2 separate regions of the Homo sapiens genome follow, and region 2 is linked to region 1. A link is a loop called in an ENCODE intact Hi-C map of the cell type or tissue named here. Cell type or tissue: Caco-2. All regions are shown on one strand. Each heading gives the region's core, and the rest is flanking DNA. Links, peaks and the distances in the headings are about the cores only.

Region 1 (5,373 bases), core at 221-5,220:
CAGGATGGTTTATCCTATAAATTATAGATCTGCAGTTCTTTTAATTGAGTAATTTAAGGTAGTTATTCTGTAGAAGACCACACAGAAGCACCATCTTTTGTGAGCACTCTGTCTAAAATCTGAGAATCTAAGTCTTAGATTGCTGATATCTGATGACTCTTACTTGACATGTTTTTCGGTTCTAACCAGTATTAGGCAAAAACTCCCTTTTTGTATACTACAGTAAAGTCACATCACATGCTTATTTAATTTAAATAAATTCAGTGTAAGTGCTGGGAAAGAAAGAAACAAGATTAAAAATAATGTATTTATATTTTGTATATATGTATTTTGAATTTTATTTTTTTAGAGACAGGATCTTGCTGTGTTTTTCAGGCTGAACTCGAACTTCTGGGCTCAAGTACTCCTCCTGCCTCTATATATGCATTTTTGTTGTAAGGTGTTCATTACTGTATACAGACAATTGTTTTGTGTTTTAGTAAAGTATAATTTATGTAACAATACAATTCATTCCTTTTAGAATACAGTTTATGACTTTGGACAAATGTAGTCTTGTAACCACCACAGTCAAGATAGATGACCAGTATGGTTTGGCTGTGTCCCCACCCAAATCTCATCTTGAATTGCAGTTCCCATAATCCTCACATGTCATGGGAGGGACCCGGTGGGAGGCAGTGAATCATGGGGGCAGTTATATCCATGTGGTTCTCGTGATAGTGAGTTCTCATAGACGGTTTTATAAGGGACTTTTCCCGCTTTGCTTGGCACGTCTTCCTGCTGGTATGTGAAGAAGGATGTGTTTACTTCCCCTTCTGTCATGATTGTAAGTTTTCTGAGGCCTCCCCAGCCATGCTGAACTGCGAGTCAATTAAACCTCTTTTCTTTATAAATTACCCCATCTTGGGTATGTCCTTATAGCAGCATGAGAATGGACTAATACAATGACATTTCCATTGGTGCCAGACTCCCAGATCCTGGCAACCTTGTGCCTGTGTTCTGCCCTAAAGCTGTTGCAGCATACATTGTTATTTATACATAATAATGTACAGGTTTCATTTATAGTATTTTTGGGGTGATTTGGGGGAAATTTTATTTTGACCTAATTTTACCATCACTCTGATTTTAGCATCTCCCTGACTAATAACCTACAATTGGTCTGAATTTCATTCTTGTTTCTGCCCTACTGTTGCTGCCAGGGCATGTCAAATGAAGATCAGAAATGCCCCCACCCCAGGGCTTAAAGGAACCTATCTTTTTCTTTTTTTAGACGGAGTTTTGCTCTTGTTGCCCAGGCTGGAGTGCAATGGCATGATCTCGGCTTACTGCAACTTCCACCTCCCAGGTTCAAGCGATTCTCCTGCCTTAGCCTTGCAAGTAGCTGGGAGTGCAGGTGCCTGCCACCATGCCTGGCTAATTTTTGTATTTTTTTAGTAGAGACAGGGTTTCACCATGTTGGCCATACTGGTCTGAAACTCCTGACCTTGGGTGATCCACCCATCTCGGTCTCCCAAAGTGCTGGAATTACAGGCGTGAGCCACCGCGCCCGGCCCAAAGTAAATAACCCATCTTATTCCTCAGAGAAGAGAGAGAATTTGCACACAGATATTTCCCTATTTGCACAAGATAGCATCAGAGAATGTGCTTATATTCTGTAAGGATGCTTTACAATTTTAATAGTTGTTCAGGCTGGGTGTGGTGGCTCATGCCTGTAATCTCAGCACTGTTAGAGGCCGAGGCCGGCTGATCATTTGAAGTCAGGAGTTTGAGACAAGCCTCACCAACATGGTGAAACTCTGTCTCTATAAAAATACAAAAAATTAACCAGGTGTGGTGGTGCGTGCCTGTAATCTCAGCTACACAGGAGGCTGAGGCAGCAGAATTGCATGAACCCGGGAGGTGGAGGTTGCAGTGAGTTGAGATTGTGCCACTGCACTCCAGCCTGGGCGACAGAGCAGAGCGAGACTCCATCTAAAAAAAAAAAAAAAAAAAAAAAAAGAATTGTTCATAGTAAAGACTTTGTAAAAAGTGAAAAAGTGCCATTTGAGCCTCAGTGTTTATGTAATACTAGACTGGGTGACCAGTGCCTGCAGACATGATTAGCACTGTGGAAGAGAGGGGCGCAAAGTCTGCAGCATCTTATGACGTAGTCACTAATCAGGCATTTCTCAAGAGCTGCCTGTTAGGGTTTGCCTCTTGGATGACCTCACGGTAGGGTTTGGTGTTGGTTTCCTGGGCATGGGCCGTCAGTGTCAACTTTCATAGCACCTGCAGTTCAGGCTCTTGACCTGCAGGTGTTGCTGTAGACAGTGGGATGGTGACTTTGCCTTTGCTTGTGCTGGGATGCTGACAAAAATCTCTGAAAGGCTGTGTCAGTCCTGGGCTTTTCCTTTTAAAAATCACGAGCAGAATTCTTTAACAGAGAAGAAGGAAAATATGGTAGCACTAAGAATGTCAGTTACTGCCTAGAAACTGTTGTCTTTGTCCTTTGTGCTTGGACTGGTTATCTTTTTGTCCTTTGGATGAGGAACAGAGTGCTCCAACACTGTTGGTGTGCATTGGGCAGTGACAGGGCCCTGGGTCCAACTAGGCCATTCCTCCTGCCCTGGGCAGGGAAGCAGAGTAGTGACAGTGTACAAAGAGGGTGTCATGGAACAATCTAACATATTAACCCCTTCTAGGACAAGCCCGTTAGAACATAATACCTGAGAAAACTGTTCAGTACTTTCTCTTGCTTTGGGTAGTGTGGCCTTTGTGCGCAGTTACAGGGACCTCGGTGCTTCTTGGGAAGGGAATGGCATCATTTGGAAGATAAATTTCAGGTTTCCTAATAGTGTCCTTGGCAGATACTTCATCATCATCATCAGGCTGCTCCCTCCTGACTTGGTCTCCGTAGGTATGGGCACTCTTCACTTTTCTCATCAGCAAAGTCTTTTCCAGTAGTTCATCCCTCCGCTTTCCCCAGCAGGTAACCATGCCTCCTTGGAGTTTGCACTTCATTTTACGTTATTCCTTTATGGCTGGCTGTGCCCACATTTTCAGTGATTAGGGGCAGAGACTTACTCAGCCTTTCTCACTTCCTGGTGCTGTGTGAGATGACCCCCCCAGTGCATGCCGAATTCCATTTCTTAGTACCTCTTCTTTGGTTTTGCTTACTGTTTTCGCTCAGTCTGTTATAACAAAAATACTGTAGCCTGGGTGGCTTATAAACAACAGACATTTATTGCTGACAGCCTCTATAGGAGGCTAGAAGTCCAAGATCAAGGTGCCAGCAGGTTCAGTGGTGAGGGCCCACTTCCTGGTTCATAGACCTCTGTCTTCTCATCGAGCTGTCACATGGTGAAAGGGGCAAATGAACTCCCTTAGGCCTGTTTTATAAGGCCACTACTCATATTCACGAGGGATCTGCCCTTATGACCTAATCGTCTCCCAAAGGCCCCACCTCCAAATAACATTACTTTGGAGGTTAGGTCTTTAACATGAATTTTGGAGGGACACAAACATTCCTTCTATAGCACTCACACACCTATCATGACATCTGTGGCTCTTGATGTCCCTCGGGTGGGCTGTCAGGAGAATAGAAAGGTGCCTGTGCTTCAGGCCTGAGACTTCTTTCCGTGTGTAGGCTCACACTGCCTGAGAAATTTGGGTTCCTTGTTTCGTCTTTAAACAGCTTCTTCCTTTACTAGTCGAGGCTTTTTCAGGTGCCCATTGCAGGAGACCCCTTTGTAGAGTCACGGGGGCTTAATCAGAATCCCCTTCTCTCCATATACCCAACCCCGTAGACTGTGGTGAGGATTGAATGAGACCTACTTAGCATGATTCCTGACAGAGTGTGCACTCAAGTAGATACTAGCTATTATCGTTACTATTATTTCTCTTAAAAAAGAAAAAGCTTTTCATTTTTCTTTCTGATTATACTCAATGTACAATATTTGGAAAATACAGATGAGTATATAAAGAAAATCCCTTCACTTCCTATTAACTTTTTGGGATATTTTCTATGGCTTTTCTTTTCTTTCCTTCTTTCTTTTCCTCTTCCCTTTTCTTTTTTGAGACATAGTCTTACTCTGTTGCCCAGGCTGGAATATAGTGGAGCACGGTGCAATTGTAGCTCAGTGCAACCTCGACTTCCTGGGCTCAAGCTGTCTTCCTACCTCAGCCTCCTGAGTAGCTGAGATCACGGATGTGTACCACCATGCCTGGCTAATTTTTAAAAAATTTTTTGTAGAGACGAGACTCCCTGTGTTGCCCAGGCTGGTCTCAAACTCCTGGGCTTAAGAGATCCTCCTGCCTCAGCCTCTCAAAGTGCTGGAATTACAGGCATGAGTGTCTGTATCCAGCCTGTTTTTTTCTTATGCATGTAAACATATACATAAATACATGTATGTATATTTATAAAATTTTATTACACTTTATCTTCTTTTATGCTGAACAGAGTATCCTTAGCATTTCCTGCATGCCTTTTGCTGATTTTGAATTTGTGATGTAGACCAGCCTGGCCAGTATGGTGACAGCCTGTCTCTACTAAAAATACAAAAATTAGCTGAGTGTGGTGGTGCATGCCTGTAGTCCCAGCTACTCGGGAAGCTGAGGCAGAAGAATTGCTTGAACCTAGGAGGCGGGGGTTGCAGTGAGCTGAGATCATGCCACTGCACTCCAGCTGGAGTGACAGAGCGAGACTTCGTCTCAAAAAAAAAAAAAAAAAGAAATGAATTTGTGATGTACACTGTTGAGTGTTGTCTACCTGAAGTGGCTCTTGTCCTTGGATGAGGGCATATGCTGCATAGTATGCACTGAGAGAGAATAATGAATAGAAAGCCAGGGGTTGAGGGATGTCTGTCTGTTTCCCCTCAGATTCAGCTATCTGTGGACCCCACCTGGGGATTGAGCCTTAGGCCACCTGGCTCAGTGTCATCTTGTGTCATAGCTGCTATTTCACCTTTCCAGTGATTCACCCTGAAACTGCACCTTCTTTAAGAAAGCTCAGGCATAAGAAGCCTCCAAGCGATTTGACTTAAATCACAAGTCAGGAAAACCTGATTTAAGTTGTTAGGAGGACTTTTAAAAAATTCTCACAAGAAACATTGCATTTTTATTTTTTATTTTGCAGTTTATTTTTATTTTGCAGTGAAGGTTATATGCTTCATTTTTAGAAAGCAGTGTTGAGTTTGCTGGATATTGAAGTTATATCAGAAAATAACCTGGTATCTTAACGTTTTCAGAGTTGGATGGGTTCAGGGAGCATGTGGTCAGGGAGGAGGAAGAGGAGTGTTAGAATCATCTGTGGAGTTTTTCCCCTGGAAAAATGTGTATTTCCAAAAATTGAGAACCAGTGATCTGCTTCCTTTTTACAGGTGAAGAAATTGAGATGTA
Region 2 (5,373 bases), core at 123-5,122, 350 kb after region 1:
CCCTGAAGACCCTGGATGCAAACAAAGGCCCGAGGGAGCCTCTTCCCTCGCAGTGCAGGCCTCACCTGGGGCTCAGAGTCAGAATCTGCATTTTATTCCCTAGGACAACCTCTAGTCAGGGCAGAGGCCGGCTGTGCTGCCCAAGTGCCCTAACCCTAGCTTTGAGGCACCAGAAGGGCAAATGCAAATTAAAAATGAGAATAAGTTTATTCTCCTTGGTGAAAAAAAAAAAAAAAGACTTTCCCCTCTCCTTTTTCTTTAGAAAATCTATCATTGCAAGTTCCTTCCTGGACTTTTTTTATGTAGATCTGTTCAAAAGCTAAATAAGCCTCTTTCAAGTTTCACATCCCAGGAATGTCTCCTTAAGGACCTAGGAGCCACCATTTGAAGTGTAATCACCAAGGGAGATACATCCTTATCTCCCAGTTTCCGTGGGCAAAGGGGAGCCTAACTTTAGCCCGGTGCCTAGCTCAAGTTGCAAACACACTTCCAGTCTTAAAGGAATGAATTTATTTTTTTTCCTTTAGGCAAACCCAGGTAGCCACCACAGTTACCTGGGGATTCACAGAGAACTGTGTGTGACCACTGGTGCTGTCAAGTCCTCTTACCTGAGCACCTGTGACGTTTCCCTTGAGAACGTGTACGGGATGGGTTGCACCTGGTTATATACAAGCGTGAGACTTCTTTCTGCCTTTGTAATTTATTAGCAGATTATCTGTGATGAGCATCGCAATCTGTTTAATGCCTATTCAATAATTAAATTTTTCTTTCTCTTCTTTTGTGGAAAGGTTTTCTGCATTGGCAGGAGATTTTTGTTTTCGATTATGTCCCCAACATGCCTGATGTTCCACCCCTCAAGAGCCTCAGCCTTGCCCAGGGAGGGCATGGGGGTGAGTGGCCTCTCCCACAGAGAGTGCTGGCCAAGTTGGCCCAGGTGCGCAGCAAGGGCTGCTGCCCAAAGGCTCCCTCCTGGTTGGCATGGGTCGGGACCCTGTTGTGTTGTGTTTTCGCTCTTTTTCGTAGAGTTCAAGGGGGTCCTGCTATGTTGTCCAGACTGGTCTTGAACTGACCTCAAGGGATCCTCTCGTCTCAGCCTCCCAAAGTGCTGGGATTACTGTGCCCAGCTTTGTGTTGTATTTTCTGATCTTATCCTGCAACCTCTTGAGCCCCCAACCTGGGCCCCAGTTCCTGCTGTGCCCCAGCCTGCCAGCCCTCTCTCTCTGCATATTCTTTCTTTAGCTGAGTTAACACCACTGATAAGGTTAAAGACAGGCTCTTAAATTTCTGCCCTGGCATGAGAAATATGTGACCCACATGCTTCTCCAGCTTAGCTGTCCAGTGTAACTGTCAGGGACTGATGGGCGCGTGCTGGCCCACAGCCCACCTCAGTCCTGACCCTCCCTGACAGGCTGAGAGAGGCCCCAGCCTGAACCTGGACTCCCCCATGTTCTGATATTCCTGCACAAGAGTGCAGAGGCCTGGTTAAGCTGGAGAAACATAAGGAATAGGTAGGTCTGCACACACTCACCTCTTCCTTTGCAGTGAACCTTCTAGAATCTTCTAGATGGAAAAGCTGGGGGTGTGGAGGTGTAGGGATAGGACAGCTGGGGGAGGCCTTGGCCAAGGTCAAGGAGTAGGCCCAGTCTCCCTCTCTGTGTGCCTGTCTGGGACTCGGTTTCCTGTCTGTGAAGCAGGGCTGGACGGGATATTGACAGCACCTGATGGTCATTGAGCTCCTCTGCCCCAGGCACTCAGCTGCTGGGCACAGTGCACACGTGGCAGTCCGGTGCCCTCTCACGCTCCGTGATGACTGAGTCTGTAGTTACACCCCTGGCCTCAGAATAAAGACTACACTTTCTGCCTCCCTCACTGGCAGGTATGACTAGGTGTGGTGGCAGTTTTCTCCTTAAGAGACAGATGTTTGTGCCTCCCTCCAACCCGCTGGCTAACACCTAGCTGGCACACAGCCTCCTGGGGCTATGAAGATGAGGGCCACAGCCACAGGGTGGGGGAGCCGTGAGCTGGGTCTGGCTGCGTCTCTGACATATGGGGGCATCACACATCACCTCTACCTCCCATCGAATGCTACACGAAGAGAACAAACTCCACCTGATGGAAGCTGCTGTTGTTTGAAGTCTTTCATGCTCACAACAGAACCTAACCCCAACCAATACAGTATGAGTATTGGCCCCACGTGGTTAAGCAAGCTGTCCAAGGTTACACACAGCTGGGAGGTGGTGGAGCTGGGTTTGAGCCTGTTATTGACCTTTGTGCAGACAGACCTCAGAGCAGAGCACAAGGCAGCAAGGCTGTGGGTCTGGGGCTCCCTCTCCAGGAGAATCAACTGGCTGCACACAGCCTGGAGAGCCCATGGGCAACCTGAGTCCTTGCACCTGGAAGTTTCTGTGTCCCACACATATCCAGGAGCTTAAAATGAAGATGTCTGAATTACCCAACCTCTTGATAGCACCAACCCAACCTTCCCAGCCTCCTCTTCTGAGGTCAGCCCAGAGCAAGCCCCTTGCAAAGCTGATTTAACTCAGAACCACTGGGCATACCCACAGGGCAGTGACCCTGCAGCCCTCGATCAAATGTGCAGATGGACTTGGGGGTGGGCTGGTACCCCAGATGGCCTCATTCTCCCAGGGTTGCAGAGCCCCTGAAAGCCACAGCCCTGTGTGCACACCACTGGGGAGTCATCACAGGATACTTCAAGAATTCAGTGCCAGGCAAGGTGGCTCATGGCTGTAATCCCAGCACTTCGGGAGGCTGAAGCGGGCAGATCACCTGAGGTCAGGAGCTAGAGACCACCCTGGTCAACATAGGGAAACCCCATCTCTACTAAAAATACAAAAATTATCTGGGCGTGGTGGCGGGTGCCTGTAATCCCAGCTACTCAGGAGGCTGAGACCGGAAAATCGCTTGAGCCTGGGAGGCAGAGGTTGCAGTGAGCTGAGATTGCACTGCTGCACTCCAGCTTGGGGGACAGAGTAAGACTCCATCTCAGAAAAAAGAGTTCTGTGTATCATTTAATGTGGAGATCCTCCCATCACGAGGATGAGGCTGTTTCTCTACTCCCCAGATCTGGGCTGGCCTGTGGTTTGTTGACCTCAGCCTTGTAGTTCTCACTTTCCTGGAACCTGAATGCCACCACGCGACATCCATAAGACAAAGCCCAGGATAAAAGATCACTTGGAGAGACAGGCCTGGCCTGGCACCACCCCGGCTGAGGCTGGACCCCTGGGAAGGAGACTCTGATGGACCTCCAGACCCAGTCAAATGACCACTTCCAAGGTCAGGCAAGAAGGGACAAAGAGCCACTGGCTCAGCCCACAGCATCTGAGAAATAAGAAACCGCTGCATTTTTTGAGCCAGTAAGATTTGACAGGTTTGTTTTGCAGCAATAGATGAGTGGTACCTCATCTTAGCCCATGTTCTGATGAAGACAAACAGTAGCATTGACAAAGTTTTAAGAAAAGTTAACCAAAAACTGGGATTCCTTTCTTCATTTTGACCCTTTGTTACAAGAAACAGAGGCCCACCCCACCAGACTCACTGTTCACTGGTCCCTGAGTGCCTGTGAGTCTCAGTGGGAGTTACCTTGAGACCAGCCCTTCTGAGTGGAGGGTGCTGGGTGCTGAGGTCAAGTCGAGCTCAGTCCAGGCTAAAAGGAGAGCAGCTCTGGCCAGGCTGTCAGGGCTGTGGCCTCCCCAAGAACCTCCTACCCTGGCCCCTCCAGGCTTTGCTGCTATGGTTGTGTGAGGGGAGTTGCTGTCCCAGCATTCTGGCCCCCTTGCCCCCAGCCCCTCCCTGACCTCCACGGGCTTCAGGCCTCAGTCCAGAGTCACCTCCTCTAGGAAGCCATCCCCCAGTGCAAGTCTGGGCAACATTCCTCCTTGCCTGGCCCACCTGCTCACTCTCATGCTATGGCTTTCTGTAAGCAAACACAAAGATAGGAACAACTCTGTCCCTGGCACAGAGCAGATGCTCTGGCAATATCTCATGAGTGAATGAAGGCACATGACAAACCTCCAGACCTGTGGAGACTGAAGGCTGAGAGCCTTTATAGATGCTGTGGGGCCGAGGAGTTTGCCAACTACAGCAGGTCATGCCCAGAGGTTTCTCTCTGGGTAGCAAGGTGTGTCTCCCACCAAAGGCCATTGGCATGGGGCCCGCCCTGCTGACCCGAGGCAGTGCACAGCAGAGGCCAGATGCAGTGAGAAGGAGCCTCTCCTTGGCCTGCTGTCTGCTGCCATGCCTGTGGGGGCGTGGACACAAGTGTGTGGCATAGAAGGTGGTGTGGCAGGTGAGAGGTTGGGGGTGTGTATGTAGCAGGTGTCTGTGTGTGTATGTGCATGTGGGGGTGTGTGTGCATGCATGTGTGTGTGTGCATATGCACGTGTGTGCATATGCATGTGTGTGCATGGAGAGAGAAGACCTCCTCTTTCTGGCCCCTCTCCTAGCTGCCCCCCTCCCTCCTGCTGCCAACACACTGTCAACCCTTCACTGTCTTTTTCCTTGGGACTCGTTGATCTGTCTCTACCATCCCAGGTGTCTGGAGCAGCCTCTAACCTTCCATCTGCCAAGGTACTTCAGCCCCACCCCTCCCAGCTGTGGAATGTCCCCTAGGATGTGCCACTGACACAAAGAGCCACACAGCTCCAAAATAGAATATTATCTAACCCACTGCTCCCTTTGCTGTCAGCAACACCTCCACCATGCTTCTCCCAGGACCCCCCTTGAACTCTCTGCTTCCTCCCTGAGGCCAAAGGAAAGACAGGAAAGGGGCCACCTTCCTGTCCTTGGGTCCCACAGAGATGTATCCTTGTAATGAAACCTACTTTATGCTTGAGTTGTATCCAGTTAGTTTCTGTGGCTTGCAATCAAGACCCACACCCACCTCAACCCAGGCTCTAGAGAGTAGACCCTTGTTTTTGCCTGGCTTGGGTCGACCTGGCACCTGCCAGGGTCCCAGCCTCTGAGTCAGCCCACCTTGCCCTCATCGGTGCCACCTCCAGGCGGCTGTACATAGACTCTGGCTTCTGCCCTGGCCTGGCCTCTGGGAACTGCAGCTGTCTGCTTCCATCCTATGTGGATGGTGCCTGAAAGTGAATAGGGATCAGTTACCAGCCCAGTATCTGTCCCCTTCTCAATAGCACTGATTCCTATGGGGAACTGCTTTTCTTGGACTATGTATGGGTTTGGTGGGAGGGTAGTTCCTGTAACCAACCCTACAGGGTGTAGGAACCTAGACTCTCAGCAACATAACAGGCAGCAGGCTCCCAAGCTAAGTCTGGCCAGCTGGGCCACCTCTCCCAGATTCTGTTTCATGAGAGCATCATCCAAGAGCAGTGGGAACACTGGGGACGGTCC

The links. Peaks named below come from ENCODE experiments on the same cell type or tissue, not always from the same donor. Only the 100,000 strongest peaks of a DNase experiment are listed, where the experiment ranks them.
Region 2: it touches region 1 in a loop (4-fold over the local background); 3 of 110 quality-filtered maps call a loop at or near these places.

The regions. Positions count from the first base shown.
Region 1 is chr7:44,474,445-44,479,817 of GRCh38, reverse strand. The region is part of intron 2 of NUDCD3 (NudC domain containing 3); the gene reads left to right. Among named protein-coding and RNA genes, the nearest start is that of NUDCD3, 14 kb to the left of the region's middle. RefSeq lists a silencer at 2,174-2,468. In Caco-2, for the core only: a CTCF peak has its summit at 2,280 (motif pointing right); a DNase peak (open chromatin) is centred at 2,247.
Region 2 is chr7:44,128,202-44,133,574 of GRCh38, reverse strand. No RefSeq gene overlaps it. Among named protein-coding and RNA genes, the nearest start is that of POLD2, 7.3 kb to the right of the region's middle. In Caco-2, for the core only: a CTCF peak has its summit at 2,328 (motif pointing left); a DNase peak (open chromatin) is centred at 2,254.